Linked DNA regions of Homo sapiens: region 1 is linked to region 2. Evidence: read pairs that join two places in POLR2A ChIA-PET (ENCODE). Cell type or tissue: IMR-90. All regions are shown on one strand. Each heading gives the region's core, and the rest is flanking DNA. Links, peaks and the distances in the headings are about the cores only. Region 1 has its middle 41 kb from the start of MIR4302. Region 2 overlaps LOC105369701 (a long non-coding RNA gene).

Region 1 (15,774 bases), core at 3,724-11,723, 500 kb before region 2:
CTGTAGATGATGGAAAGCTAGCTACTTACTTCCTCCATTAAAGGGTGGTCTACCCACGTCTTATGGGGGAGAGAGATTGTGAATCCTCTTAAGGGATAGGTATCAGAGCATGTGTGAGTGGAGACCTCATTGGCATTCTTCGTTCCCAACTTCCAGTCTTGATGCCTAGAGCTATGGCAATCCTTCTGATTGTAAGCAACCAATGTGTGAGAGTGAAGAGCAGACAGCTAAGCATGGTGAGAACACAACGCTAGAATGAGCCTCAGTCTTGGGTTATATTTTTGGCTCTCTGACCCAGTTCTGAGACTGTCTGCTTCCGAAATTCTTGTAAAATAAACACAAAATGTTTTTACAGCTTAAACCACTACTACTCATAGTTTTCTGTTTCTTTCCACCAGAAACTTTTTTTTTTTTCTTTTTTGGAGACAAGGTCTTGCTCCATTGCCAAGGCTGGAATGCAGTGGTGTAGCGGCGTGATCACGGCTCACTGCAGCCTCCATCTCCCAGGCTCAAGCAATCCTCCCACCTCAACCTCCTGAGTAGCTAGGACTACAGGCGCACACCGCAACCACAGCTGGCTATTTTTTTTTTTTTATTTTTAGTAGAGATGGAGTTTCACCATGTTGCCTATACTGGTCTCAAACTCCTGAGCTCAAGCGATCCTCCTCCTTGGTCTCCCAAAGTGCTGGGATTACAGTCATGAGCCACCAGAAACCTTCTTAACTGGTACAAGTTAAGAACACTTTTTTTTTCTATTCCTAGCTTTATAAGTATTTTTAAAACTAGAAATGAGTGTTATAATCAATCAAATGTCTTTCTGAAAATGACATTCAAATAACAGCAAATACTTAAATTGTGCCTAATATATGAAAGGCACTGTTCTAAAAATTTTTCATTTATGAACTAATGTAATCTTTACAGCAACTCTACAGGGTACATATTATTCTTTTCCATATTTTACAGATGAGGAAACTAAGACACAGAGAGGTTAGTTCAATTGCCCTAGTAAGTGACAAAGCCAGGATTTGGACCCAAACAGTTTGGTTCTAGAATCCTGGATCTTGCTGTATCTCTAGTATTGAAAATGACCCATGGACCACAATATGTATTTCTCAGTTCCATCATAATTTTATTTTTAGTTGTCTTTATTATTTGGTCAAATTAATGGCAAGTGAATATGAATTAGGTATTTTTTACTGTAAAAAGAGAGCACTAGTGAAATTCATTTGATCAAGCTTCATAGCAAACCTTGGCTATTCTTACTCAATTAATTTTCTTAGTTTGACTTCACAAATTCATTTCTTAGCCTTCTTTTTTTCTTTCTGAGACTCAAAAGAACAATATCCCTTTTTTATTCCTACTAAAGCTAGAATTGTAATGGATGAATCAAGGTAATTTTTCCCATTTCTTTGACTTGTCTTGATTTTGGCCACATTTTCTGCTTTTTCCTCCCTTCCTTCTTTGATGAAGGACAGTGATGCTTTTGTTCTATCGTCTAAGAAAGTAGCATAGAAGCAAACAAAAAAGAAAATGAGAACTTACTACTCCCACCCACTCCTGGGTTTTTATGCGTCATCTTGTTTGTCCTATGCAGTAGTGCATGACTCAACAAATATGGACAAGGTCTGAAAATTCTGTTGGCACTTCATAAATAATAAATGGTAATAACAGAGCAACCTGGCAAAAGCAGTTATATAAGCAAGATGTAAACCTAGATTATATACAATTCATGGTATAATGGGAATTACTTTTCAGCTTTCTAGAGGTTGGCAATAGAAAATCAAGTTGATACTTTATAATCTTTCAAGGCTCTTGTTCTATTTTTCTTCTTTCATATTCTTTAGGTATTGATTGGCATCTGGCAATGCCTTTGGAAATACAATGAATTCAAAATAACTAAACAGGAGTTTGTGCAAAAAATAATTGTTAGTGGCCTGACTACAGTCTATCAATGTAGGCTTGTTCTATTTACTACCACCTGGGAAGACATGGAATTTCTGTGTGTATATACAAATATAGTGATATTTAATTCATAGATTTATCATAACCATCATCATCATCACTACATTTATCATTATCAAAGTGATAATGGTAATATCACAAATTACCATAGTCATAATTTTCATGATTATGTGAGGTTTTTGCATATCCACCATTTGTTATAATTCATTTTCTAGTGATTAAAAAAATCATTGCTAGGTGTGTAATTAAATGTCAGTGAATCTATATAATTAATCTGTATTTTGTAATAAACACTACAATCTCAACCTCACATAAATCCATGAATTAAGAACTGTATCTTTGGCAAATATATATGAGAAAAGGTGCACAAATATTTTCTATAATGTAAATATGAAGTTTATTTAAGCAATACCAGTCAGAAGGGCAGAAAAATAAAAATGATGCAGGCAGAAGGATTGATAGCATTCACAGGGACAGAGGCAGGAGTATTTATAATGTTCACCGTCACAGAAGAAAATACAGAGTAAGATGGACCATGAAAATGAAAACATCAGAATAGAGTGAGGAGAAATTCAATAAAGACAAGAAGATTTAGAGACTTGAAAGGGAGGCTTGGAACTATTTATCGCTTTGCTATAGAAAGCAGTGGAACCAAATAAAGAATAAAATAAAAAATAAGGAGGTTGGAGAAGGAGATATTCTAGGGAATTTAGATAAGGAATTTGAGTCTGTTGGGAATGGGAGTGTTTGGAAATATACATACATCTCCTCTCCGTTCAATTTCACGCTTGCGGGAGCACAGATGGGAAACTAAAAAGAAAAAGAAAGGCAAGACCTTTAGTGGGGTTTCTCAGGGTGTTACCTCATGAGTATTGTTCTCGAAGGAAGATTGCTTTCTATGCTCTTTAGCTTTTATTTTACTTTACTCCATAATGGAATTTAGATAAATTCCCTGTGTAACATCTTCATAGACACAAGTTTTAGAAAAGCCCACTATTTCCCTTTCTCTATAGCATAGCTTTGTGGTGGACTATTGTCATGCACAGCCTTCTGTGTGAGGACGTCTTAACTCAACTCCTAAGAAGTCCTGGGCTTAAATCCTTCTTCTTCAAGCTACTAGCAGTGTCACTGAGAAGTCCTATAGGCTTCAGTTTCTTTACCTGTAAAATTGGGAAAACAACTGTACTTAACGCATAGGTTGTTGTGAGATATCAGATAAGCATAATGCATGGAACAGTGAATGTTCAACAGCTGATGTTATTTCTTTAATATGAACAATCTTATAACCATCAATATAGTCTTTACCTACCTGTTATTAATACTTTGCTTAATGGCTTAGCATTGTACTGATGGAAAGCTCGCTCTGCCTAAACAAGCGTCAAATTTATTCTGGGCATGATGGGGACTTTCACCTGATTTTGTTGGTTTACAAAGATAAAGAAATTTAGTGCCTATTTGTGATAATGTAAAAATTACTATGTATCAGAGAAAAAGGCATATCAAAGAAACCTATTTTTTAGAAATGCATAGAAACCAATCAATGTGACCTTGAGACTTTAGCAAGATGAAGTTTGAGACATCATGTGGTCATGAAGATGGAGGATGCAGTGAGGCAGGGCAGGCTAGGGTGGTGAATATACCTCTGGGACTCTTCTTGGCCTAACTTGATCCTGCTCTAATTGAAAACAGGAGCATAATCAAGAAAATGGCTCTTGTGATTTAAAAAAATAATGACTTTTACTATGTATATATTAATATACATATATGACCATATATTTACATAAATATTAAATATTTATAAAATATTAAATATATATACAACTTGATTAATTATTATAATGGAAAAACTCATGAAACCACTATCCGGACAAAGAAATAGAACAATGCCAGCACTCCAGAAACTGTTCATGTGTCCTCCTCAACAACAATTCCTTTTCCTGCCTTAAATACTGTTGTGACATCTATAGTAATTACTTCTTTAATAGTTTTTCATAAAGAAAGTTATGTGATATTTGTTAATTCTAAACTTTAAAAAAGTATTATGTAGTGTGATCCTGATTTGTGCATAATAGCAGAAGTGTGCTAAATTGTGGGTGTCAATTTTAATTTGTGGATGTCTTTACCTACCTTGGTTTTGCTTAATGCTATGTTAACTTAATAGAGAATGTTTTTCTATGCTGGGACCAGATTTATTTATATTAGTTTTGTTTAACTATGATTTGAGGTCATTTGTGATCTCTCACTCTTCTACTACTCCCAATTGAATGGAAGCTGATTTTGTGACTTCTGAGTACTTACCAGGTACCATACTGTAGTTGGCATTCTGATAAATATTCTTGCATAGTATATTATTTTAAATTCCTTTACTTTCAACCGTTCTGTATTTTGTATATGTTGGAAACAGAATATTGCTATTTTTAGTAGTATTTTAAAATATTTCTCTTAATAATTTTTCTATTTTAATTAGAAGATTTTGTACATTTATGTTTAATGTAATTGACACTATCCTTAGGTTTAAAACCACCATTTTAATATTTAGTTTATTCTTGTCTCACTTTGTTTATGTTTTTTTTTTCTCTTTTTTTTCTTTTCAGAAACGAGGTGTCACTGTGTTGCCCCTGGTGGTCTTGAACTCCTGGGCACAAGTGATTCACCTGCCTCAGCTTCCCAGAGTGTTGGGATTACATACAGGTGGGAGCTACTGTGCCCAGCCTGTTCATGTTCTTTTTCCTCTTCTTTCTTCTCTTTATTATCTATTCCGTTATTAGCTTGATGGCTATACACTCTTTTACTATTCTTTTATTTGGTGATTAATCTAGAAATTAAAACGTAGCCTTAATTTATTCCGATTCTATTTAAACAATATTTAAAAATATTTATTATTTAGTGCAGTCTGCTTATAGTGATTTTTCTTTTTTGGTTTGTCTGAAAATGTCTTTTTTTCATTTTTAAAGTACATGTTGCTGGTTATAGGTTGACAGCTATTTTATTTCAGTATTTGAATGATATTCTGTTGCCTTGTAGATTCCATTGTTGCAGTTGCTATTTCAAAGGCAATTTGTCTTTTTATTTCTCTGGCTGAGTTTAAGATTTTCTCTTTGTCTTTGAGTTTCAGTGGTTTTATTGTTGTGTACCTTTAGGGTTGTCCTTTTTATTTTTTTCTTGGAATTTTTTAGAGTTTCTTCAATCTTTATGTCTTTCATCAATTTTGGAAATTCTCAATCATTTTATCTTTAAATATTGCTTCTACTCTATTTTCTCTCTTCTCTCTAGGACTTCCGTAACAACAATTGGAGCTTCTCATGGTATCGTCTATGTCTCTTATTTACTCAATTTTCCATCCTTTTATGTGTCTGTCCTTCATCTGGATATTTTCTTTGGACTTATGTTCTAATTAGCTTTCTAAGTTTCTTATAAGCTGTGTAATCTCCATTAAGGTGATATTTTTCAGTTCCAGAATTTTCATTTACTTTTGTAGTTTCCAGCTCTCTGCCGAAGTCTCCAATCCTGTATCTTACTTCCTTGAACATTAGCCTGATTCTCCTGAACTCTGTTTTTATCATCTATTGTTTCTTTGGATTTGTGGTCATGTCATCTTGGCTCCTGATACATCTGGTTATTTATGAGTACATGCTAGCCATTGATTTGAAAATTTGAAGTCTAAGATGTTATCTTCTCTCAGGGAGGATTAACCTTGGCTACTGACAAGTGGCCAGAAGCAGTAGAGATAAAGGATTGAGATAAAGGATCACATTAATTCCACTTCAGAGATGATTTGAAGTTAGGCTTTTGTTTCTGCCAAGAATGGTCTACTTCTCATTTACTCCTTTTGGCTAGAGCCTTGGGGTTAAATGGAGATAATGATACCACCAATTTCATAGAGCAATAAACATTCATGTAAAGCACTTAAGCACCGTGCTTGTATATAGTCTATGCTTAAAACTGTTAGTTAATATTGTTAAGAATCAATAGAGGAAGGTTGGGGTTATGATTCTACTATGAATTTACTTAATTATTCTGGGTAAGTTGTGGACCTTCTCTAAGCCTCATTTCCTTCATTTGTAGAATGAGAGACTTAGATGAAATGACTTCTAAAGTCCCTCCAAGCTCTAAAATTCTATCACCATGCAAGTCTTAAATAGAATTGCAGACTCATTCTGCCTTCTTCTCCACCCAATCCACCAAGAACATTTGTTACAAAAATATGTTATGGGGAAAAATAGAACTTTCCTGGTAATTTATAGGGCTATATGCAGGGCAGTTTGGGTTGATAGCTTAGTGGAGTTATCACCCTTTCATTGTTCTTCAGGTCATCAAATTATTAAAACAATCACACACTGGTATGGCTGCTGTGCTTCTACTGTTTGGTTTGAAAGACATTCATTAACAGAGGTAGAAAGACCAACATATTTGTGAAAGGTTAAGGCCATGTTTCTCCCTAGTGTGAATTAACATTGTCTTTCACAACTGTCATACTTTTTTTAGTAATGAAAAAATGGAAATCTTACTTTAAAAAGATAATTTTTTAAATACTTAGACTTCTTTTTGCTCTCAAAACTAAAGTGATGCATAACTTTAATTATAAGAGAATTCCAAAATCATTCTTTAATTCTACCTTATCTTCCTTGTCTACAGATTCATAATCTACATATTCTTCATGTGTAGTCTCCACTAGTTCAGAATCAAATATGTCAATTCTATTGTACTATTTAGAGCATTACATGGCAGTGACATCAAATTAGCATATATATTATTGTCTTCACTTTAAATAATTTTGTTTAAAGTGTCGCTAAAATTTTCTTTGTCTTAGCTATATTAAGTAAAAATATAGCCAAAGAAAGTTAGTTACCAAATCCTTAATGCCTGTTGCTTGTTTTTCATTTTTTAACAGAAATATTGACAATACACTCTGAGTCAGAACATAAAGATGTTATCCAAAATTCTTAGTAGAATATACAGCTTTCCAGACTGCCTATCTCCAAGAAAAATCTTGGATTACTTTAAACATATAATTCAAGAATCTGAAAAATGTTCTTACCTTAAACAATTTAAATAAATGTGATTTTGTGAGTTGTTTGGTTGATATCTTCTCAGTGGACTCAAGGACAATCTCACTTTCACATCCATCTCTTTGTGATAAAATGACAGGCATTTCAAGAGACAAGAGGCAGGCTGCTGCCCACTCAAAAGTACAATTCCACCCATCAGGCAGAGCTCCCAAATTAAGGATCATAGCAATTACACACAACAACAGCATGGAAAAGAAGCCAGTGCTGCAGAGGTGATCTGGATCCAGGAAGAAAGGGAAGATGCCTTCAATCAAAAAGTAAGTCTGTCATTTCTAACATGTGGTCTTGCCCATCTTCTTTGCAGAATTTTAAACGCTACTACAGTTTCTTCAACTTCTTTCCTCCTCCAACGCTGAATCATCACTAATGTTTACTAAAGAAAGTGTGTTCTATTCCTTGGTCTTAAGAAAGATGGCTAAGTTTTTTCTCAGTCTCAAAGAAAAGATAATTATCATAGTGGAGAGACTGCATGGCTTAAATTATTTTTTGGAAATTAAGTTTTATCTTGGGGTCTTGCTCTTCTATTTCTGGCTAATTAATCTTGGTCAATTTTTTAATCTCTGTCTATTACAGTTTCCTAATCTGTAAAACAGAAATAATAATAAAACCTCTAAATCCTTGATAATTGTTAGAGATTAATATAATTATTGTTTTACATGAATTTATGTTGAAGTAGTCTTTCTACCTTTACACCCAGTGACTTTCTGGTACACAATACCTGTCTGGTAAGTAAAAGACAGCAACATCAATATTGGGCAGCATTATTGCTGGACCTAGGACTGAGCTAGGTGTTTTGGAAAGTGAAAACATAGTCCTGACCTTAGCTATCTTAAAATTTAGTTATGTACATGAAAAAGATACAGTAGCAAAGTTGCATTCAGTTGTGAAAATGCATTGAATTGTATACTTCAGCTATGTGTAATTTTATGCCTATTATTAATCAACAAAAAGAACAGAAAAGTAGATAATTTTATGGCAGTTGTATAATATACGTTGTAAAAACCTAAAGACATTTATATCCTAGTTGAAAATATAGTTGGAATTAATAGCTTCCCTTTTTTGGAGCCACCACATTTATAATAATGTAGAAATCACCATAAAGCACCACATAACATGGCTACCTTTCTAGAATTGAGATTGGTTCCTAAACTGGATGAAAATCCATGTCCTATTTATAGGGCGACTAAAATAATTCTCTTGCTCTGTGTTTCCACACTAGAGCTTTCCCAGAAAGTTCAAGGAAATAAGTCTTACAAAGGAGTTTGCTAAATTAATCAGTAACCCACCAAAAACAAGAGAGGGTTGTCCCTCTAACTCTAGCAGAAAAGATTTGGGGCAGAATGCTTGATGCTTCTTTTACATATGCCCATCTCTGAACTCTGAAGCAATCACTGAGCCTATGGGGAGAGAGCACTCTCATTGTCTGGCTTATAATATGATGGGGAGTGAGGGTACCGTGACTGACAGCCCCCAGGATGACAGATTTTGGAGAAGGTTGGTTCTTTGAAGGATGTGAATCTAGGCAGACAACTCATAACTGTTTGCATAGTAAGTGAAGAAGTTTGAATATTCTTCTGTGGTGTTACTTGATCAAAATTTCAAAGTGGAGACGGGGGGCTGATTTAAAGATAATTGCTACAATTTAGGTAGGACCAATGAGGACAATAGCTATGGAGAAGAAGTGGTGTGATAAGGAGAGACCTCATATTAGGATGTAGCATCTACAGAAATGATTGACTCATTGCCTGCAGAGGGCCTAGAACTAGAGCAAGATATCCATGGTGGCTCCCAGATATCCAGTTTGGGTGACTGGAGGATGGTGGTGACATTCCTCTTGAAAGGGAGATGGGAAGAGAAGTAGGTTAAGGTGGAAGAGAAGCTAATGAGCTCTGTTTGGGACATGTGGAGTTGTAGAAAATAATAATGAGTTGGAAAAACAGAAGTCAAATCATATTGTAAAGTTGTCTTAAAAATGAAATTATTTCAACAAATCTAGGAATTACATAATTGAAACGTCTACAGAAGGAAAAAAAGGAAGGAAAAAAAGAGTTCAGTAACAATTTTTTTTCTTGCAGAGCAAATTCATTGTGCACTTTACTTTATTTGGGTAACTGAAGGAGATTTGACCTTCCATTTAGAATAACTCTGTTCCACTGCATTTTATGATTACTGAGAATATTTGTTTAAAGAATAACATATTTTCCCATTCAAAAGTAATTCATACCTGTTAGAGACAATTTTAAAAAGATAAAACAATGTATTATGTACAATAATAAATATATTTGGCACAGTCTGTCTTCCCTAAAAGGTTTTTAGTTATTACAAATCACATTTGTTGTTATAGAGTCTAACAATACAGAAAAAGAGTTGATATCACTTAAATCTCACTACCTTGATTTAGACACTGTTAGCATTTGGCTATGTTTTTGTGCTTTGCTTTATGTACACACACACAGACAGATACTAATTTATTTGAATGTAATCATGTCATATATGTTCTTTTTTTTTTACCATGAACAGTCCTGTAATTTTTTAACTGTTGTTTACTTGTGATTTTTCCTTGTGTCTCTCCTTTTCTTTATTCCTTTATTCTCTGTCCTAAACAACATATATTAATGATACATATGTATAATATATCCACATATATTTAGTACATTATATATAATATAAATTATACATATTTTATATCTGTATATATTATATATACATATAAAAATATGGGGACTGGGCACAGTGGCTCATGTCTATAATCCCAGCACCTTGGGAGGCTGGGGCAGGAGGATCACTTGAGCTTAGGAGTTTAAGACCAGCCTGGGCAACATAGTGAGACGCTGTTTCTACAAAAATAAAAAATTATCCAGGTATGGTGGCATGCACCTGTACTTCCAGCCACTCAGGAGACTACAGCAGGAGGACCACCTAAGCCCAAGGAGTTCAAAGCTGGAGTGAGCTATGATTGTACCGCTGCACTCCACAGCCTGAGTAACAGAGAGACTCCTTGTCTCTAAAAGAAAAAAAAAGGGAGACTTGGTCATGATTTTAAAAACTAACATTATATTATATATATTTTTCTGCATCTGGCTTTTCATCCTTAACTACACATGGCAAAAATCCCCCCCAAGTCAGTTGCTTTAGGTATCAGGTAAGAGCATCCATCTACTTCAATGTAACTCTCCTAAGAGCAAGGACAATGGCATATTTGTTTTCTGTAGCACCTAATATTGCAGCAAGTATAGCACGTACTTAAGAATGAATATGCTGATATTGTCAATAATTTGAAGCCAGGCTATTGAGAATGAAAATATTTGGACTAAGCAATTTGTTATAGTTCAGTTATGCAAAGCACTAAGTGACACAACCCCATGAAGTTGATAATAGTATTACTATTTTCATTTCACACACTAAGACGATGAGGTACATAGACAATAAATAACTCTCCCAAGAGTACAAAACCCGTGCATTGCAAGATAGTGCGTTCAAGTCTCACAAATTCCAACCAAATGTGTTATCCCTTGTATTTTGTGAAGTAAATAGCAACCATGATTAAATCAACATGTCCAACACGTATAAGAGAGTAATTTGATCCTGAGGACTCACACCATGATCTCTGCATGGAGATTTGCGTGCAACTCTCACGGATACGTTTTTCCTCCTTAGAGTCTTTTATGGTGTGTAGTAGACATGGATTTTCACATTCCATTTACAGAGGAGAAGAATAAAAACACAATGAGGTTATTTTATCAAATGACATACAAAAAGTCAGTAAGGGGAAGAGACAAAGAAACCAGTTCTATTAATCCCCAGGCTAGATGTCTGCCTCCAACAAAACCTGAATTCCGGAAAACCTCATTGAGCTTACGTTTTATTATAAAAGCGAATCTCAGCACTTGGTTAATTTATGGCTTTAAGCAGAAGGAAGGGAGGAAATGTGGTGCTTCAGTTGGAGCTGGTGCATAGCTGGGGATGCAGAGCCAAGCTGTGGCTCACCTGAGCTGATGTGCTGCACAGATGGTCTGCATCAGAATCTCCAGGAAAGTGTGCAGAAAAAACAGAGCCTGGGTCCACCCATGGAATCAGAATTGGGGAAAAGAGCCTGGAATTTAAGCGATAGACTCTATGAGCTACACTTTTTAAAGAAAGGGGCTCTCCTTATGTTGCCCAGGTTGGACTTGAACTCCTGGGCTCAAGTGATTCTTCTGCTTCAGTCCTCTGAGTAGTGGGGGTTACAGGTGTGAGCCCCTGCACCCAGCTTCTATGGGGTGTACTTTTAATAATGCCAGGCAACTTTATGCATGCCAACATTTGAGAACAACTGTTGTGCCCTTCAAAGGCACCTCCTGGGCATCTTGGCTTAGTGGGAAAGGCAGCCACTTACTGTGGGTTCTTGGGGAAGTCAGTTAAATCCCCCGATTCTCAGTTTCTATATCCATAAAACAGGGATAATAGCACTTCGGAACACATAGGGCTATTATAAGAATTAAAAGTCATGTATGTAAAGATTCTGGCACCCAGTAATTAACTATAATTGGTATTACACTCAAATTAATCATAGGTGAGGAGGCTTATGAGGATATTTCAGAAAATATGAATCTGATGAACTTTGCGTGGCTCTCAGTGTGGAAAGAATCTTGAAGAAAAAAAGTTAGGAATCCAGTGATGCACAGTGACTAAACCCAAGTAAAGGTCAAGATTTTAACACACTGCACAAAGCAGCATCACTTCCTCCTGACATTCTTTTGGAGCAGATGGTTGGGTAACGTAATGGAAAGCAGACCCAGGCAGAGGCATGGCACGGAGACGACCAGTTGTGAAATACATTCAGATGGGGTGGTACTGTTTAGATAATGGTGGTAAAACTATGTTGAGTCAGGTGCCAAATGGTGAGGCACTGATGCCAAGACAAACTGACAAACTGGAAAACAGCAGCACCAACACAGACCTCTAGGGAAAAGATCAGGATATACCAAATTAGAGAAAAACAGGATCCTTCATAACTTATAGCTTTGTAAATGCATGTGATAGAAAACTTTACATGTTTTCTCAAAAAAGGAAGCAAACAAAAATGGAAAATTAGAGCCAATTCCAATGGTCAACATGGGAAATTTTATCAGGGAAGCTTCTTAGATCTAACTATGGGCAGACCACAATCTCTCTTAGCTTTAGAGACCTCAACTGTGAAATGAAAAACTAATTGTCTCTCCAGGCCTGTTTCAGTGGGAAAACCCTCTGGTTCTATAATAACACAATGAAATGCTGGCTTTAGTCTAATTTAGTCTAAGTCCCATCTGAATTGGGAATTTTAACAAAACAACATTTCAATTAGTAGGGTTTCTATGTTTTGCCTCTTGTTTTATGTTAAATTATGCATTGTTTTTTCATATAAAACCAAGTTAATAGTGGGAGGAAAGTAGCATTACCATTTATTGAGTGCTTAGCTAGGGCAGAGCACTTAGCTAAATTCATTTCAGATGTTATTTAGACCCCACAAGAATCTCAGAAGATAAGTACAATGATGATGCCCATTTTACTTATGAGAAAATTGAGGAGCAGGTTCAAAATCAAGCTGCTAAGGCTCAGAGGAGGTACCGAACCCAAGTCTCAGTCTATGCACAAGTCTATGCACAAGTCTCAGTCTATGCACATTGAGAGAGAGAAGGGGCTGCTCCCTGTTGTTAGATGAGTTTAGAAGGGAAGTTCCTGATTCCTCTGAGAACTGGAGGACCCTGCTTGTCTTAGATTCTGTTTTACATCCACTCCTGTATGTGCTCCACTTTCTATTCCTGGAGTCATCCCCTCGGAGACCCAAAGGCTGACATTACAGCAATGACATGAGCCATCTGTCACTGCATATTTTGGCCACAAACTTTAACTGGAATCCAGAAGGAGGGAAAAAGACCTGACAGGGATTTTGCCGGTGAAGTCCGGGGCAAAGGTCTGAATGACACCACTGATGAGTGACAGCCCCTTCCCTCCTGCAGGGCTTCTGCACACTGAGTTCCCCGAGTTGATTGTGATGATCCTGGAAATATCAGAAAATGATTCCCTCACTGTCGTACTGCTTCACTTTTGTTATCTGGAATCAAAGATAATGTACCTAATGACATAGAGTAAAAAAGAAACAAAACATTTTAAAAGATGTTAGAGACTATTTTCAGTCTGTAGCCAAGACTACAGTACTTAGAAATGTTTTTTATTAACAAAAAGGATAAAATATGCTTATGTTTACATTCCCAAGATTTATTTCTGAAGCAAAGTTTTCTGCTTTGATTAAAGTCCCCCCGTTTTAAAAACAGTATGGAAATTCACAAGGTTTGTATTTAAATTTAGAGAGCCAAGAGAGGTCAACATTTTTTGTTTTTTGGACAAGGTCTCGGTCTGTTACTTATGATGGAGTGCAATGGTGCCATCATAGCTCACTGCAACCTCGACCTCCCAGGCTCAAGTGATCCTCCCACCTCAGTCTCTCAAGTAGCTGTGACTATAGGCACGTACAACCACACCTGGCAACATTACAAAAACAATTGAATGCAATGAATGAGGAAGAAGACTTTCTTTTACTTGAACAAATATATCGATTATTAATCAAAATTAAAAATTCATATTCAACAGCAAGAAAAAAATAATTTTTTTGACATTGGCCTCTGAGATGGGCTTGAGTCTATGGGACTCAAGGGCTGTACACTCCAGGAAATTAGATGGGAACAACTTTTGTTCCAGTCATACAGGAAAAGGCACCTGAAAATTCTTATTTCCAACTTCTCAACTTTCAACAATATGGCCCATGTATAAACCTGGGCTTATCTTAACCTTGAAAGTTTTGGCATGTGGTGTGATACATGGTATTGAATTGGGACTATCTACCCAGAACATCTCAACACCATGATCATCCACATTCCTGGGCAAATACTTCACAAAGCACTGTAACACTTGCTGGTACCTTGTTACCCACCCGTGAAGGTGCATAATCTAAGAGAGATAATATTGACCCAAACATAAGGGATATATACAAGTGATTTTAAATAAGCCATTAGTAAAATAAATAATAAATTGAATATCTTTAATATCATGGTTAAATGGAAGAACAAAATTCACTAAAATGGGAGGGCAAACAAGGGGAATTCATGAGTTACAAGTTTACCAGGGAAGAAGCAGTTATCTCTGGGGCATAGGGAAGGTTTCCTTGACAGTCAGTGTGATGCTGAGAGGGGGAAACTCTGGTGACTGGACCTCCTCACAGGTTGCTTATGGAGTGGCCAGAAGCAGTCCAGACCTGGTTGGGGAAGAACCACTGCAGTTAATCCTGGAAAAGCCTGTCGGGGATAGAAGGTGGAGCTGTGCTAAAGGCTCACTAACTGGGGAACAGGTCAGGAGAGTGAGAGCAAGATGGGTTAAGGCTAATTGCAAGACATTGGCTGTGAATGAAGGGGTAGATATCCAGGGGCTGTCAAATTAAAGGTGTGGGGTCAGCAGGACAATTATGGCCTCACATTTTTTGTAGAACAAGGTGGGATATTTTAGAATATTTTATAAAATTGTGTATTAAGAAAAATCGGTTACTAAAGTATTATTGGTACCTTCTTTGGAGGATGCCAATTTGTTTCTTTAATATACATCTTTGAGAAAGAATGAATAAGATTAACTATTTGATAACACAACAGGGTCACTATAGTCAATAATAACTTAATTGTATATTTTAAAATAACTTAGGGTGTAACTGGATTGTTTGTTACTCAAAGGATAAATGCTTGAGGGGATGGACACCCCGTTCTCCATGATGTATTTATTTCACATCAAATATCAAAACATCTCATGTACTCCATAAATATATACACTTACTAGGTACCCACAAAATTAAAAATAAATAAATAAATAAAAATCGGGGGGACAAACACAAAATAAAATAAAATACACTTCTTTGGTGTGCATATGGTAGACCAATTCAGTCTAACTTTTAAACTTTCACGTGCAGAGATTTAAACATCATTCTCAGTATTATTTCTAACTGCTTCTGCCTGTTAAAACTTACAGATAAAGGTACTTACTACACCTTTATCTTTTGAGGATACAGCAAAAGGATTTTTTATTTTTGTTTTTTTTTTTTTTTTTTGAGACTGAGTTTTTCTCTGTCGCCCAGGCTGAAGTGCAGTGGCGCGATCTTGGCTCACTGCAACCTCCGCCTCCTGGGTTCAAGCGATTCTCCTGCCTCAGCCTCCGGAGTAGCCTCCCCAGTAGCTGAGATGATAGGCGCCCGCCACCACACCCAGCTAATTTTTGTATTAATTCTACTTGCTAGGTGTGTAGGCAGAATTCTAAATGGTCCTCCAGGATTCCATGTCCTCCACGATTCCATGTCCTCTAATTCCCATAACCTGTGTTCTATGGCACAGTTAACTTTCTAAGAGGGAGATTATCCAGGTAGGCCTAATCTAAACACATCAGCCCTTAAAAGCATAGAGCTTTCTCCTGTTGGTGGCAGAAGAGGGAGGCAGAGAGACATGAAACAAAAGAAGGGTTTCACAGGATGTTGCTGGCGTGAAGATGGAGGAGGCGCCATGATGAGGAACGCCGGTGGTCTCTAGAAGCTGAGAATGGCCTTTGGCTGACAGCCTGCAAGGGAATGGAAACCTCAGTTCTACTGTAACAAGGACCTGGATTCTGCCAATAACCTGAATGCACTTGGGAGCGGATTGTTTCCTAGATCCTCCAGATAGAGCTCAGCCAGCTGACACTTGGACTTCAGCGT
Region 2 (15,774 bases), core at 5,301-13,300:
TAGTATGTTAGTAATCCCACATACAATAGTGCTAGGGCATATCAATATCTTAAAGAAATATAGGATCAGGGTTATAAGTTTATTTTTAATCTTCATTTCTACTCTTATTTATCCATACTATAATTGCCTGTAGGGCCTGTTTGAGAGTCAGTTCAAGAATTATTTATTACGCTTCCACTATCTGTCAGGTCTACACATACTTAATGCTTTGACTGTAACAATGAATAGGACATGGTCCCTGATCGTCAGGAACTCATAATCAAAGAGAGATGTAAAGAAATACATACAATACAGCTCTTTTATTAAGCCCAGGGACCTAATGTCTCCCTTCATGAATTGACCTAATTAGCATATGCTTTACCTTATTAACAAAATTGTAAGCATACATCCTTCTCTGGAAATCTCGAATTCACTTCAAAATGTGTATCAGTTTAAGCAGTCATGAGCAGCCACACACCAGCATGTGTGCTGAAGACACTGATAACTACAAAGGCAACAAGAGCATGCAAATTTGAATGCTAAAGTTGTATTTTTTTAACTGGGAAATAAAAATGATGAATTATTACTTGCACTATAAGCTTAGCTTTAAAATAAATACTGCTTTATTTTAGGCAAATACAGTAAGAATTCTTTCCTGTTTAAATGGAAATTATATTTCTAACTTTACTTTTTAAAAAACATTAATATTGGGCCAGGCACAGTGGCTCATGCCTATATATTTCCTGCACTTTGGGAGGCCGAGGCAGGAAGATGGCTTGAGCTTAAGACCAGCCTGGGCAACATGGCAAAACTTCATCTCCATAAAAAAATACAAAAATGAGCCAGGTGCGGTGGCATGTGCCTATGTTTACAGCTACTTGGGGGCTGAGACTGGAGGATCACTTGAGCCCAGGAGGAAGAGGCTGCAGAGAGCCACTGCACACTAGCCTGGGTGACAAAGTGAGACTCTGTCTCAAAAAACAAACAAAAAGAGTATCCTTCTGCAAATTTTGCCCCTAATTCAACCTTATTAAATTAATTAATGTCTTCCAAACTGTAAACTGTCAGCCTTTTCTGGGATGTTTTCTGAGGTTACTCCTTAATGAATAACCAAGGAATTTTGAAGACAATTGCTTCCAACTAAGTATTGCTCATTTCTAAGTGGTTCCAACTGAATTTTAATTACGTGTTTTCTTTAGATGTAGCATCAGTTGGTAAACCTCCAAGAACAAAGATCACAGAGATGTCTATGGTTGAAAATGGATCAAAGAGAATTCACAATGTCCAGAAAGAGAGGAGTGAGGCAACAAGGTGATCATTATCAAGTTCCTCACCTCCGAGAACCCAGGTATGTAAACACTCAATAAATGTTGAGGGAAGCTGGTGATCTACCTGGAAACTTAAGAGAAAATTAACCACCGTGAAATGGTTTCACAGGTTATCACACACAGGAACCATTGTGTCCGGAATTGGTTCCTTCCGGTGGGTTCTTGGTCTTGCTGACTTCAAGAATGAAGCCTCAGACCCTCGTGGTGAGTTGTTACAGTTCTTAAAGATGGTGTGTCTGGAGTTTGTTCCTTCCGATGTGTCCAGAGTTTCTTCCTTCTGGTGGGTTCGTGGTCTTCCTGACTTTAGGAGTGAAGCCGCAGACCTTCACAGTGAGTGTTACAGCTTTTAAAGGCGACATGTCCAGAGTTTTTGTTCCTCCCGGTGGGTTCGTGGTCTTGCTGACTTCAGGAATAAAGCTGCAGACCTTCATGGTGAGTGTTACAGCTCCTAAAGTTAGTACACACCCAAAGAGTGAGAAGCAGCAAGATTTATCGTGAAGAGCAAAAGAACAAAGCTCCAACAGCATGGAAAAGGACCCAAGCGGGTTGCTGCTGCTGGCTCGGGTGGCCAGCTTTTATTCCCTTATTTGGCCCCACCCACATCCTGCTGATTGGTCCATTTTACAGAGAGCTGATTGGTCCATTTTACAGAGAGCTGATTGGTCCATTTTACAGGGTGCTGATTGGTGCGTTTACAATATGTTAGCTAGACACAGAGCACTGATTGGTGCATTTTTACAGAGTGTTGATTGGTGTGTTTACAATCCTTTAACTAGACACAGAGTGCTGATTGGTGTGTTTTTACAGAGTGCTGATTGGTGCGTTTACAATCCTCTAGCTAGACACAGAGCGCTGATTGGTGTGTTTTTACAGAGTGCTGATTGGTGTGTTTACAATCCTCTAGCTAGACAGAAAAGTTCTCCAAGTCCCCACTTGACCCAGGAAGTCCAGCTGGCTTCACCTCTCACTATGTCTGGTTGGAGATTTTGCTTCCAGGAGCCATTGAATATAAATACTCCAGGAAGAAAATAAAAATGCTTTTACCCCATTGATATGATTTGGCTGTGTCCCCAGCCATATCTCATCTTGAATTCCCACATGTTGTGGGAGGGACCTGGTGGGAGGTAATTGAATCATGGGGGCAGGTCTCTCCCGTGCTGTTCTCATGATAGTGAGTAGGTCTTCAGCAGCATGAAAACCGACTAATACAGTAAATTGGTACCAGTAGAGTGGGGTGTTGCTGAATAGATACCCGAAAATGTGGAAGCAACTTTGGAACTGGGTAACAGGCAGAGGTTGGAACAGTTTGGAGGGCTCAGAAGAAGACAAGAAAGTGTGAGAAAGTTTGGAACTTCCTAGAAACTTGTTGAATGGCTTTGACAGAAATGCTGATAGTGATATAAACAATAAAGTCCAGGCTGAGGTGGTCTCAGATGTAGATGAGAAACTTGTTGGGAACTGGAGCAAAGGTGACTCTTGTTCTGTTTTAGCAAAGAGACTGGTGGCATTTTCTCCCTGCCCTAGAGATTTGTGGAACTTTGAATTTGAAAGAGATGATTTGGGGTATCTGGCAGAAGAAATGTCTAAGCAGCAAAACATTCAAGAGGTGACTTGGGTGCTGTTAAAGGCATTCTGTTTTATAAGGGAAGCAGAGCATAAAAGTTCAGAAAATTTGCAGCCTGACCACGTGATAGAAAAGAAAAACCCATTTTATGAGGAGAAATTCAAGCTGGCTGCAAAAATTTGCATAAGTAACAGGGAGTCGAATGTTAATCCCCAAGATAATGGGGAAAATGTTTCCAGGGCATGTCAGAGGTCTTTACAGCAGCCTCTCCCATCACAGGCCCGGAGGTCTAGGAGAAAATGGTTTTGTGGGCTAGGCCCAGGGTCCCTCTACTGTGTGCAGTCTAGGGACTTGGTGCCCTGCATCCTAGCCACTTCAGCCATGACTAAAAGAGGACAAGGTACAGCTTGGCTGTTGCTTCAGAGGGTGGAAACCCCAAGCCTTGGCAGCTTCCATGTGGTGTTGAGCTTGCAGGTGCACAGAAGTCAAGAATTGAGGTTTGAGAACCTCCATCTAGATTTCAGAAGATGTATGGAAACACCTGGATGCCCAGGCAAAAGTTTGCTGTGGGGCGTTTGGGGGGGCCTTTGTGTGGGGGGCCCTCATGGAGAACTTCTGCTAGAGCAGTGCAGAAGGGAAATGTGGGGTCAGAGGCCCCACATAGAGTTCCTGCTGGGGCACTGCCTAGTGGAGCTGTGAGAAGAGGGCCACTGTCCTCCAGACCCCAGAATGGTAGATCCACTGATAGATTGCACCGTGTGCCTGGAAAAGCTGCAGACACTTAACTCCAGCCTGTGAAAGCAGCCTGGAAAGGGGCTATACCCTGCAAAGCCACAGGGGCAGAGCTGTCCAAGACTGTGAGAACCCACCTCTTGCATCAGTGTGTCCTGGATGTGAGATATGGAGTCAAAAGGGATCATTTTAGAGCTTTAAGATTTGACTGCCCTGCTGGATTTCAGACTTGCATGGGGCCTGTAGCCCCTTTGTTTTGGCCAATGTCTCCCATTTGGAATGACTGTATTTATCCAACGCCTGTACCCCTGTTGTATCTAGGAAGTAACTAACTTGCTTTTGATTTTACAGGCTCATAGGTGGAAGGGACTTGCCTTGTCTGGGATATGACTTTGGACTGTGGACTTTTTATTTAATGCTGAAATGAAATAAGACTTTGGGGGACTGTTGGGAAGGCATGATTGGCTTCGAAATATGAGGACATGAGATTTGGAAGGGGCCAGGGGTGAATGATATGGTTTGGCTGTGTCCCCACCCAAATCTCTTCTTGAATTCCCTTGTGTTGTGGGGGGGACCCGGTGGGAGGTAATTGAATCATGGGGACAGGTCTTTCCCATGCTATTCTCGTGATAGTGAGTAGGTCCCATGAGATCTGATGGTTATGATAAGGGGTAGTTTTTCTGCACAAGCTCTCTTTGATTGCTGCTATTCATGTAATAAGTGACTTGTTCCTCCTTGCCTTCACCATGATTGTGAGGCTTCCCTCACAATCCACATGGAACTGTAAGTCCAATTAAACCTCTTTCTTTTGTAAATTGCCCAGTCTTGGGTATCTTTACCCAAATGTCTTTATCAGCAGCCTGAAAACGGACTAATACATTCATTTGATTTCCCTGGAGGAAAATAAGGCTGGTGTTCTATTTTTTTTTTTTTTTTTTAAACGGAGTCTCACACTATTACCAGGCTTGAGTGCAGTGGCACGATCTTGGCTCACTGCAACCTGCACCTCCTGAGTTCAAGCGATTTTCCTGCCTCAGCCTCCTCAGTAGCTGGGACGATAGGCATGCGCTACCACACCCAGCTAATTTTTTGTATTATTAGTAGAGACGGGATTTCAGCATATTGGGCAGGACGGTCTCCATTTCTTGACCTCGTGATCCTCCTGCCTCGGCCTCCCAAAGTGCTGGGATTACAGACGTGAGTCACCACATCCGGCCAGTTGGCTGGTGTTCTTAAGCAGAACATGTATACTCTCACACCTTTACAAAAAGATCTATTGAGAGATAATTTACTCATTGACACTGTGATTCAGGCTTGACTGACAAAATGACTGTAATACCTGTTCTTATTGTAGCCGGCCATGCTTGGGTTAGGATCAGGCATTCATATTCACACTTCCGACTGTAGAAAGGAAAAATTCTGACTATAGAAAGGAGAAAGGAAACTGTAATGATACGAATGAAGTATTTGATTTCAAAGGTATGTTTGAAATCATCTGCCACTCACAGAGTGGAATTGTAACATCAGAATCTAGACCCCCATCCAAAATTAAATTGCCAGTAAGTTATGGCACATTTTAGGAAAACTCGTGGTGCTCTCGTTCTCACGTAGTGCTCAACTTAGTCCTCTCGACAAATTTGCCATATTTCACTCTATTCTTCAGTCTCGCTATACATTATCTTTTTGAGGGCACAGATGGTGTCTTACTCACCAGCAGATTTCCAGTAGCTAGTACACTACTGGGTACACGTTAAATCCTTTAAAAACAGTTGTTAAAGAAGTACAAGGACATCCATTAAAACGCCTAGATTTTTATTACCAATCTGCAAAATTAACATAAATGGCTAATCATATTATTGATATAACTGAGGCTATGTATAAGACCTGTTGCAATGATGCAAAGCAGCACAGGAGTTCCTTATACATTACCAAGGAGGAGATTTTGCATTTAAATCTTTTCATATGATTCCAAGATAATCTTGAAAATCTTTGAACATACTTTCTTTTATAACTGCAGGCGCCATTGGCTAATTTTCTGGAACACACCTTTATACTCTGGTCCAACGGATTTTTTAAGATGTCTTCAAGACCATATCTGGAAAAAGAAATAAGCAAATGAACATTTATGGATGTTACACTATGCCCCCACATGCTGCACTAAATGCTTTCTTTATTTCCTTTGAAATGGTCATCACAGTTATCTTGTGACGTAGCCATTAAACTCTCATTTTATGAGTAAGGAAATCAGTGTCTTTATTTGTAACCTCTGAAGGAATGGAAAATAGATGGAATAGAAGCCATCCAGAGAAAAACTGTGCTCAGTCCTAAGATATGCCAGTACTGGAAGATATCCAGAGCAGATGAAATAGACAAAACACTGCTCCTCAAGGAATAACCACATGTCACAGCATCCTCTGTAATAAACACACAGTGTTGTTGAGTATATTCCCACGGGGCCTTTTAAAGTAATTGGATGAATCTAGAATTTAGCCTTGTGCATACAGTTGCTAGTGAATGGGTAAGTCAGTTGTCTTTGAGGCCAAGTTGGCCTATGTGGGTCACAATAAAATGCTGGAGTCCTCCCTCGGGCTCTGTCCTTAGAATTATTTATGTACACCACAACCATGTCCATAATTTGGCTATATAGAGCCTAGATGTACATCTCCAACTTGGACCTCTGTTGAATTTCAGCCTCAGATAAACTGACTCCCAGACATCTCTAAAACGTGTCTTATGTTGGGCCCTTGATATTTTCTCATCAAATCAGCTTCTTCTCCATCAATGACAAATCAATTGTTAACGCTCTTCATGATCCGGCACTTCCTTACCTCCCTGACTTCATCTCCTACTGCTCTCCTCTTTGCTCACTCTACCACAGGCACGTGGCCTTCATTGCTGCTTTCTAAGCATACTTGGCAAGCACCTGCCTCAGGACCTCTGCACTTGCAGTTCTCTTCTTGGGATACCTTTCCCCTAGATATTCACATGGCTTCCTCCTTCACCACCCTCAGGTCGTGCACAAACGGCACCTTCTCAATGAGGCCTTCCCATCTAAAATTATAACTCCCTTCCCACCCGCCCCTCCAAGTCACAAGCACTTTCTATCCCCTTCCCCCTCTTGCTTTACTTTTCTTAAAATTAATTTATTCTCACTCATTTTGGCAGTGAAAGTTGCTTTATTTTTCTCTTTTGCACTTAACACTATCTAACCATCTACTTATTTTTCTTATTATCAGTAAGAAACACTTGATGAAATCTTAGATGTCTTTGATAATAAGATGCAACATTATTTTTGTATCACAAGAAAAGAAAAACAGCTGCCAATTACAAATGTAAGATGGTACTAAGTCAGATTACAATTTCAGAGATTTTGAAGTGTGAAAAATTGTCCATCTTACATTTGATGAAATAAAGTATTTTCTTTATTGTTTTTCTCTCTCACTAAAATGCAAATTTCCATATGGATGTGGATTTTTTTTTTTTTGAAATGGGGTCTCGCTGTGTTGGCCGGGGTGGTCTCAAACCCCTGGTGTCAAGCAATCCTCCCGCCTTGACCTCCCAAAATGTTGGGGTTACAGGTGTGAACCACTGCACCCAGCCTAGATATGGATTTTTATGTTTGGTTCACTGCTGTATTATCTGGCGCGTGGTAGATGTTTAATAAATATTTGTTGAATAAATGTTCAAGAACTAATAAAAAAAGAATAAATAATAGACTCCTATATGAGCAGAGTATATCTGTTCTAATTGCCTTAGAAGATTGAAATCTAAGAAGAAAAAGATCATAGAGGATGTCAAAGCTTGATCTGAATTTCCTAGAGTTTTCTGAAACCTCTAGAGAAGATGAGAGACCAATATTAATTCCATAAGTGCTACTGATGTTCTCAGGTTGAATGCATGCAAAGGCCATCCAACCTCAGTTAAAGATTTTCCTAGAATATTCTCTGCCTCCAAAGCTTAACCTAACAAGCTCCATCTTACTCAGATTCTCAGCTCAAGCATCACCTTCTCAGAAAGGAGTTCCGAGACTGCACGATCTAGAAAAAGTAGCCACCAGCACCACCTATCCCAGCTCTACCCATTCATCTCTATCTCATCACCTTGTTGTCTTTTATTCGTAGTACTTTTCACTATATGAAGTTATAGCATGTGCTTAGAACTGTGTCTGAAACAGAAAGTGCTTAATAATTAGCTGTTGAACCAATGTACATGGAGTGTTTGGATCCCTCAAAACTCTTCTCCCTCCCATCCTGACCTAAAAAAGTTCTAGAGAGTTCTATTGTTAAAGTCATTCCTTTTAGTAAAGTTATAAATATTCAAGAAATCTGATTATAAAGCAAATGTGATATTTGGACAAAGATAACATTAGCCGAGGGGTACCCATTAACACCTTGATAAATGCCACTTTTCCTGATGAGCGATTTTTATCTAATTAGAAAAAACAAAGCCCTGAGTGATGGGGAGAAGTTGGCTAGATGGCTTAGAGTAAGACTGGTGGAGTTCAGAGCAGCGACTGTGAAAGTGAGAATCCCAAGAAGCTAGTTTCCTGGACCTGAATGTGAGAAGGGGCAGGGGCATTAAATGGCTGAGTTTGACCTCTCTAACCTTTTGTCTAGGATTTGACCAAGCCCAGTGGCTACTTATCCTCCCTTCTCTTCCCTGTGCCTTCACCCTGTGATTTTCTCATCACCTTTTACATTCATCTACTAAGAAAGAATGCTTTCTATGCATTTTAGTTTCTTTTTCCTTCCAAAAAGGATCATCCAGTATATTATTTGTATAATGCAATCTTAGATCTACAAATTTTTCTAATGTCGACCTACAATTTTCTTGCTGTAGCTCATTCTGCCTTTGCACTATCTGTAAAGGAAAGAAAATGTCTGTTTAGTATATACTTCATAGAATATCTCTTCCTATATTTAAAGATCCTTAAATTCTACACTTCATAGGTCAGCTGAAGAATTTTTAAAATAAGCTTTATTTGCTTTATAAGGGGGCCAGTTATTGGAAGAACTTCAACCAGTATTTAAAAGCCAACTTTAGTCAAACCACTTTGTCTAGACACTTCACCTCAGTTTTCTGCAGTTTAAATATCCCACATCTTTAAGCCTTTCCCTATGGGGCCTCTTTCACAGAACTTTAATTAGTTTTGTGGTTCTTTCATAAAGTCATCTCAATTCTTTTTTCCCCCTCTGGTAATGAAAGCTTTTTTCCTCTAATATAAAAGCTTTCCAACCAATGGATTTCGTTTGAATCTCTGGATATCCAAAGCATGCATTTATATCCTCACTGAAGAAAATTATATAACTTTCTATTTTTCTTCTATGTACCTTTAAGTGATTTATTTTTTCGCCTATAATTTTATTATGCTAATCAGCTCATAAACATGGTCAGAGTGTGTGCCCTAGACCTAGACTATTCAAAATTCAGTAAGAAGAGAAAAGAGAGAGAGAGAGACAGAGACAGAGAGATTAGAAAGAAATATTTAAAATGTGTTGTTAGGATAACTTTGTGATTACTCAGGGATAGAGAATTTAAAATTTCAAATATAGACAGCCTAATAGGTACTAAAAGCCTAGAATTGTGCATTTATATTAATTCTAAGTGAGTATTTTTTTTGGCGTCTTTGAAAGAGAATTTTCTGTGTAAAAATGATTATTTTGAACTTTTAAATTAAAATGACAAGTTCTAAACAGTAGCTCTTCATTAAGGTGTTAAATTCAAAGAATTATTCAAAAGTCCAGTAATTAATAACAATTATATTTAGGGGCCATCAATTATGTTTAATCTCATTTAAAGATAAAGGGGCTCCTTCGAATACCTTAAACTCTATAGATTTAAACATTCATTTTCTTTTCAACACTGTAATTGTCTGTTCTAACAAACAAACTTTCCTGGTACCAAATAAACCATGACTCTAATAAGCTTATAAATACAATGAGCTTTAGGATCTTTTCACTATTTTAATACATAGATCAGCTCAATAAAATTTCAACTTAAATCAAAAGTCTAAATCCATTACGTATAACATACATGTTTAAAATAGAAACTAAGAACTGATCTGTTAACTGTAATAGGCTAAATTATAAACATTGAAAGTACACATGGTGAAACCCTGTCTCTACTAAAAAATACAAAAATTAGCTGGGCATGGTGGTGGACTCTTGTAATCCCAGCCACTCGGGAAGCTGAGGCATGAGAATCACTTGAACCTGGGAGGTGGAGACTGCAGTGAGCTGAGATTGTGCCACTGCACTCCAGCCTGGGCGACAGAGTGAGACTGTCTCAAAAAAAAAAAAAAAAAGGAAGAAAAAGAAAGAACCAAAAATACTAAGCATACATAGATTTCCTAACACAAAATATGTTAATACCATGAAAAACTTTCTAAATCTTCGTAGAGTTGGAAGAGGCTTAGTCATCAAGGAAGTGATGATGTCATCCTTCACAGTTTGGAGGATTACCTCCCTGTGTAATTTATGGATTGACTTGCTGAAGCTTTGTGGGTGCCAGGTGATACAGGCTGAGACGACACTCGATCGGTGTTTATGACACTGAAAGGGCATACTGGCGTATTGAGCCCTATTTATAGCCTGAAACAGAGATTTCATCATTTGAAACAAAAGTCCTTAGATGTGAGTCATCTTATTACCTAATTTTCAAATCATATTGGGATCTGTAACACTCACTTTTGAAGCTTTCTCATTTGAGTGGATTGGATTTTATATTTCTTTGGCTTCTGAGATGTTCAAATGGCTTTTTTTTTTTTTTTTTTTTTTTTGAGACTGAGTTTTGTTCTTGTTGCCCAGGCTGAAGTGCAATGGCATGATCTTGGCTCACTGCAGCCTCCACCTCCCAGGTTCAAGTGATCTCCTGCCTCAGCCTCCCAAGTAGCTGGGATTACAGGAATGTGCCATCATGCCTGGCTAATTTTGTATTTTTAGTAGAGATGGGGCTTCACCATGTTGGCCAGGCCAGGCTTGAACTCCTAACCTCAGGTGATCTGCCCACCTTGGCCTCCCAAAGTGTTGGGATTACAGGCGTGAGCCACAGCACCCAGCCATTTAAATGTCTTTTTAGTCAAACTCCTGAATTCTTTACATGTACTTTTAAGTTTTAGAACAACGCAACTACTATAGATAATAAATTAATAATCCATTAAATTCTGGCTATGTCTTCTGATTTGTCTGATTATTTTACAAGTTCTAAGATCATCAAGCTGACACCTTGCACATCTCCTTCTAAAAATAAATCCTAAGGAAATATTCAGAGATGTGCAAAAGAATTCAACCACAGGGATTTCATCACAGTATTATTTTTAGTAGAAAATGACCTAAATGTCAAGCAAAATCTTTTGTTATTTTAAAATTCCATAAAGCTGGGAACCACAGTTTGTTCATTTTTGTTTCTTGTTTTGTCTAGGATTTACCTTATGGCATTGCACATAGAAGGTGCTCAATAAATGCTTATTAACGGAATAGGTAACTAAATAGTCTTGTGGACACCCCTCTGTAGCAACTGAGGCACTAGGAGTGTAGCTTGGGAGGGTTTTGTCTTTCAAAATCTCTCTGTGAGCCCTTCTTCAAAACGAATAGTTGATGTTTTTCAGGTCTTATGTCACATGCTTTACAAACTCACAGCTTTAATCCTCTCTTTGTAACAAGACATGACTTCTAAGCCCCTCTATGTAGAATTCTAGATCTGACACACCTCTGTAAGATGCAGTCTTGAAAAGAGGGAAGGAAAAGAAACTTCTTGATACCCTTTGTCACATTTGTTCTCTCACAGGAGAAAATGATGTGGAAAGGAGAATGGACCCCAAGCCAGCTAAGAGATAAATGCCTCTGCTCTGTTAACAATCATGTCAAATTCTTACATTTTCCAAAGTTTGTGCAATAGACATGTATTCCTTTTGGAATAAAGAAACATAGTGCTTTAAAAACTATGCTTAACTAATTCTATAATCTGCTTTCAATTTTTACTTATTCAATTTATTTATTTTCTGCCAGTGATCTAAAAGCTTTCGTTGTGCATTGTTCAATGGACACCTTAATACAGTTGCACACCTGGGCAGAGTGCTGAAACTCACTGTCATTGCAAACTTGACTTATACCATACTAAGAGTGAAACTGCTAACTCAAGAGTAAAAGACAGAAAATAGTCCAGAAGACAGCCCAAAGCTTCAATGACAGGGCTGGTCTGATTCTTGCAGGCTCTGCTCCCGTCCTCAGAGTGGAAAAATTCACAGGTTTGCAAATTCAAGGTCTTTCCCAAGGCTTCTAGTAAACAATTACAAAGTTCTTTTTTTTTTTTTTTTTTTTTTGAGATGGAGTCTGGTTCTCTCGCCCAGGCTGGAGTGCAGTGGCATGATCTTGGCTGACTGCAACCTCTGCCTCCTGGGTTCAAGTGATTTTCCTGCCTCAGCCTCCCAAGCAGTTGGGACTACAGGTCCATGCCACCACCCCTAGCTAATTTTTTTGTATTTTTAGTAGAGATGGGGTTTCACCATGCTGGCCAGGCTGGTCTCAAACACCTGATCTCAGGTAATCTGCCCACCTCGGCTTCACAAAGTGCTGGGATTACAGGCGTGAGCCACCATACCCTGCCTAATTAGGAGGTTCTGATTTCCAAAGTGAGGCAGATAACCAGATAACACTGGACTATAAAGGGGGTGTAGAGAATGTTGTTAACATTGAATTCAAGGAAAGGGTTTACTGTGAATAAAAAGAAAGGTGAGTAGATGCACAGAGTGACAGGTGAGAGTGAATCCCAGGAGGTTACTACTGTCCACCCTTGGGGGCTGCTGGGAGTAGTGACAGACACCCTTACCTGCAGTCCTGGAAGGCTTGCTGGAGAAGATGGTTTTCAGTAGCTGCTTTCTCAGACACACGTATCAAAGACATTGGTGTCACATCAAGTTATGCTAAAAAAGAATTGGGACATCTAGCAAGTAAAAGAGAAAACAGGAAATAGGGTTTCAGCGTTTCTGGGGTCTCACTGGGAGCCCCAAGGTGGTAAATTAATAGTCCTTGGACAATTATCTTAGAGTTTGGTTGCCTGATGGTCTGTGGTCTCCTCCCTGCCCAGTCCCCATTGCAATCCCATGGTTTATGTGCCATATATACCCCCATCTCCATCGCAAGAGCACCTGTCTCACTCCACACTTCTATCCCCTCACCCTCAATGCTCTCTCTCTCAGTTACCTACGAAATTTACGAATAGCAGCAGAAAACCACTGTGATATGTGATATGCAGGAGCTGTGTAACATGGTGTAGTTACAGGCGAATAAAACCCAGGCTCTGATGCTGGCCCTACTGGGCTCTTTAAGCCTTGTTCCTCATACTTACAATGAGGATAGAATGCACACTTTCCAACTATGCTGTCAGGGTGGAATGAGATAATGTCTGTGAAAACACCAAGTCTAATGCTCAACTTTCTGTGTGCTTGGAAGATAAACCAGTGTATTTTTCAAAATATGAAAATATGGCCAATAACAGATGAGTTTTGATACAGTCTGATTATTTTCCTTCTTTAGTCTTGCAATAGGTCTCCTCTTACCTAAATAAATTTCAGTAATAATAACTATATCCAACTTAAAATTTGCATAAGAATATGCCACACTATTGAGTATGAACATGCAGGTTTTGGATTTATAATCCTGCCATGTGGCTTTAGCATCTAGGGGCTTCAGTTCCTAAGTAAGGTCAAAGAAAGGCCCTCTTCTAAGCCAAGCTTTGGCTGGTAATAGTTACTCTTCCCTTTGGCTCGCATCAATTGTCTGTAATCTACTCTCACTCAGGTCTCACCTCCGCAAGGACAAGACCCTTCCAGCTACTCTAAACAACCCAAATTTTCCCTTGTTGGGTATTACTACTAGTACTTAATGGCTGTGAAGCTCCAATGGAGATTTAGTCATGAAAATAATATTCATTACATATAGTCCCCATTTATAGAACACATTGTATTTATCTAATTTTTACAACAACCCTGCAAGGTAGCTATAATTATCCCTATTTTGCAAATGAAGGCATTAAAGCTAAAAAAGTCTAGGTAACAATCAATAGTAGCACTTAGATTCAAAGCATGAGGTTTTCACTCCACTAATCTACCTTCCAAATCTGTTTATTATTCATTCATTTTGGTTTTTTAAATTTGTAGGCTAATTAACTTGTGTCTGTTCCGTAAGCTACTAATCATGGTATCTCTGAGCAAAAGACTTACATTACACTGCTGATTACTTTTGTTTCATCTGCATTTCTAAGTTACAATCACCTGTTAGACAAAGATAATGCCCTCCAATTCTTAGGTGTTGTCATTGTATATTTTCAATACAAGGCTAAGAATGCTAAACACTCTCTATACATACTTTTTAAACTAACTGAATTAATGAAAAAGAGAGATCATAATGAGAACTCCAGATCTCCAGATCATTACTACCCATCAAAATTTGAGCCCAAGATCACCTGAGGTCACGACTTTGAGACCAGCATGGCCAACATGGTGAAAACCCATTTCTACTACAAATACAAAAATTAGCCGGGCGTGGTGGTGCACACCTCTATTCCCAGCTACTCGGGAGGCTGAGGTGGGATAATCGCTTGAACTCAGGAGGCGGAGGCTGCAGTGAACCGAGATTGCACCACTGCACTCCAGCTTGGGGGACAGAGCAAGACTCCGTCTCAAAAACCAAACCAAACAAACAAACAAAAATTGAGCCCAAAAACGAAAGTCAGTATGTATTGACTTATGTCAACACTACAGAGGCAACGGAAATACCTAGTATGCAAAGATGTCAGATCCTCAGAAAGTCTAGCTCAGTGTCACCAGTTTTCCAAATGAAGGATTTGAGTTCTTTGTTTTTCATGACGAGGGGAGCCAATGCAGAGCTAACCCAAATCCTTGCCTCTCAAATGTTTTTTAAAAAATAAATTTTAAAGCTGATATTTACTTATAGCAAAACACATTCAAAAAGTGGCAATAACAACCAATGTTTTTGTCACCCAGTTTTTTAAAATAGCTTACCTATGTGTTACTCTTTTAGACATTCAGATATTACTAAATATATTCTCTTACTGAAATGTTAACTGCCAAGATTCAACCCACAGGCATATTTTTATAGGCAAGTTACATATCCCTGAGAAATTATAGAAATACACAATAACGCCTACATCCCCAGGGCCAAAATCCACAAGCAGCTTCTACAGACCTCGTGCTACAGGAGGCAGCAGTTTTTCCCAACTAAAAAGGACTCATAAAAATCTCAAAGGAGGTGAAAATACCTTTTTAAAATATGAAGCATCAAACCATCCAGTCCCATAAAAAGGGAAAGGCACTAGCTAAAAATATATCCCATGTTCTTTTCAATCTTGTTTATTGTATTCATAAATAAAAATGTCCTACCATATATTTTATTCATGCATATACCATGAATATTTATTCAACAACAACAAGGCTAGAGGTTCCCAACAGTACTCTGGCTTTATCATTTGTGTCCATTTGCTTCAGTCTCCAAGGACGTGGTTATTATGAACAAAAATCATGCCTGTGAATTACAATTAGGGCTTGGATAAATTGCATCATCAGTCAAATATTAAACATTTGGTGAGTGTTTATGACATGTAAGACAATGCACTAGGCATTGTGCATATTCAAACTAAAAATACAATTCCTCTTTTTAAGATGAGAGTTAAATTGAATACAGATATTACTATGTGTGCTTAATATCGTACAAACAGACATCCGATTTCTGTAGACCTTTGAAGACTGAGCTGTGGAAAAAAAGAAAAACAAATTTTAGAAAATCTGAGCTGAAAGCAATTTGCCAGTCAACATTTTGAGATGATTTGTCTCTGAAGTTATGTGGTTCTCTCTAGATGTATTGATTCTAGTACCTAGTGTATTGTTGTTTACATTGGCATTCGCCAAAATACATTCTAGTTTGAACTGAGCAAAACAAAGTTAACTGGAATTTCTCAAAGCCTTTAATATGGTAATGGGTTTCCTGGACATATTCAACAATGGAAGTTTTTAAATTTTGTTTTGTTTACAGCACGTCTACTAATATCTAAGAGAACCTATGTTTGTTTCCATGTTTGTCTTCTCAGGAGTACAGAAGTCCAAAGATAATTGTTTTTTAATTTTGTGCATTTTTATTGTTGTTGTTTTTAATCTAA

Evidence for each region. ChIA-PET counts read pairs that join two places held together with the same protein. Peaks named below come from ENCODE experiments on the same cell type or tissue, not always from the same donor. Only the 100,000 strongest peaks of a DNase experiment are listed, where the experiment ranks them.
Region 1: POLR2A ChIA-PET joins it to region 2 with 9 read pairs; 1 of 35 experiments calls an interaction of 5 or more read pairs at or near these places.

What each region holds. Positions count from the first base shown.
Region 1 is chr12:25,825,463-25,841,236 of GRCh38, reverse strand. No RefSeq gene overlaps it. Among named protein-coding and RNA genes, the nearest start is that of MIR4302, 41 kb to the left of the region's middle. In IMR-90, for the core only: no CTCF peak of the experiment used is centred there; a DNase peak (open chromatin) is centred at 7,376; H3K27ac peaks cover 801 bases.
Region 2 is chr12:25,328,337-25,344,110 of GRCh38, reverse strand. It overlaps LOC105369701 (a long non-coding RNA gene), which reads left to right. Exons shown (of 4, transcript XR_931444.2): 3 at 1,179-1,327; 4 at 1,417-1,507. Among named protein-coding and RNA genes, the nearest start is that of KRAS, 85 kb to the right of the region's middle. In IMR-90, for the core only: no CTCF peak of the experiment used is centred there; a DNase peak (open chromatin) is centred at 10,110; H3K4me3 peaks cover 237 bases; H3K27ac peaks cover 428 bases.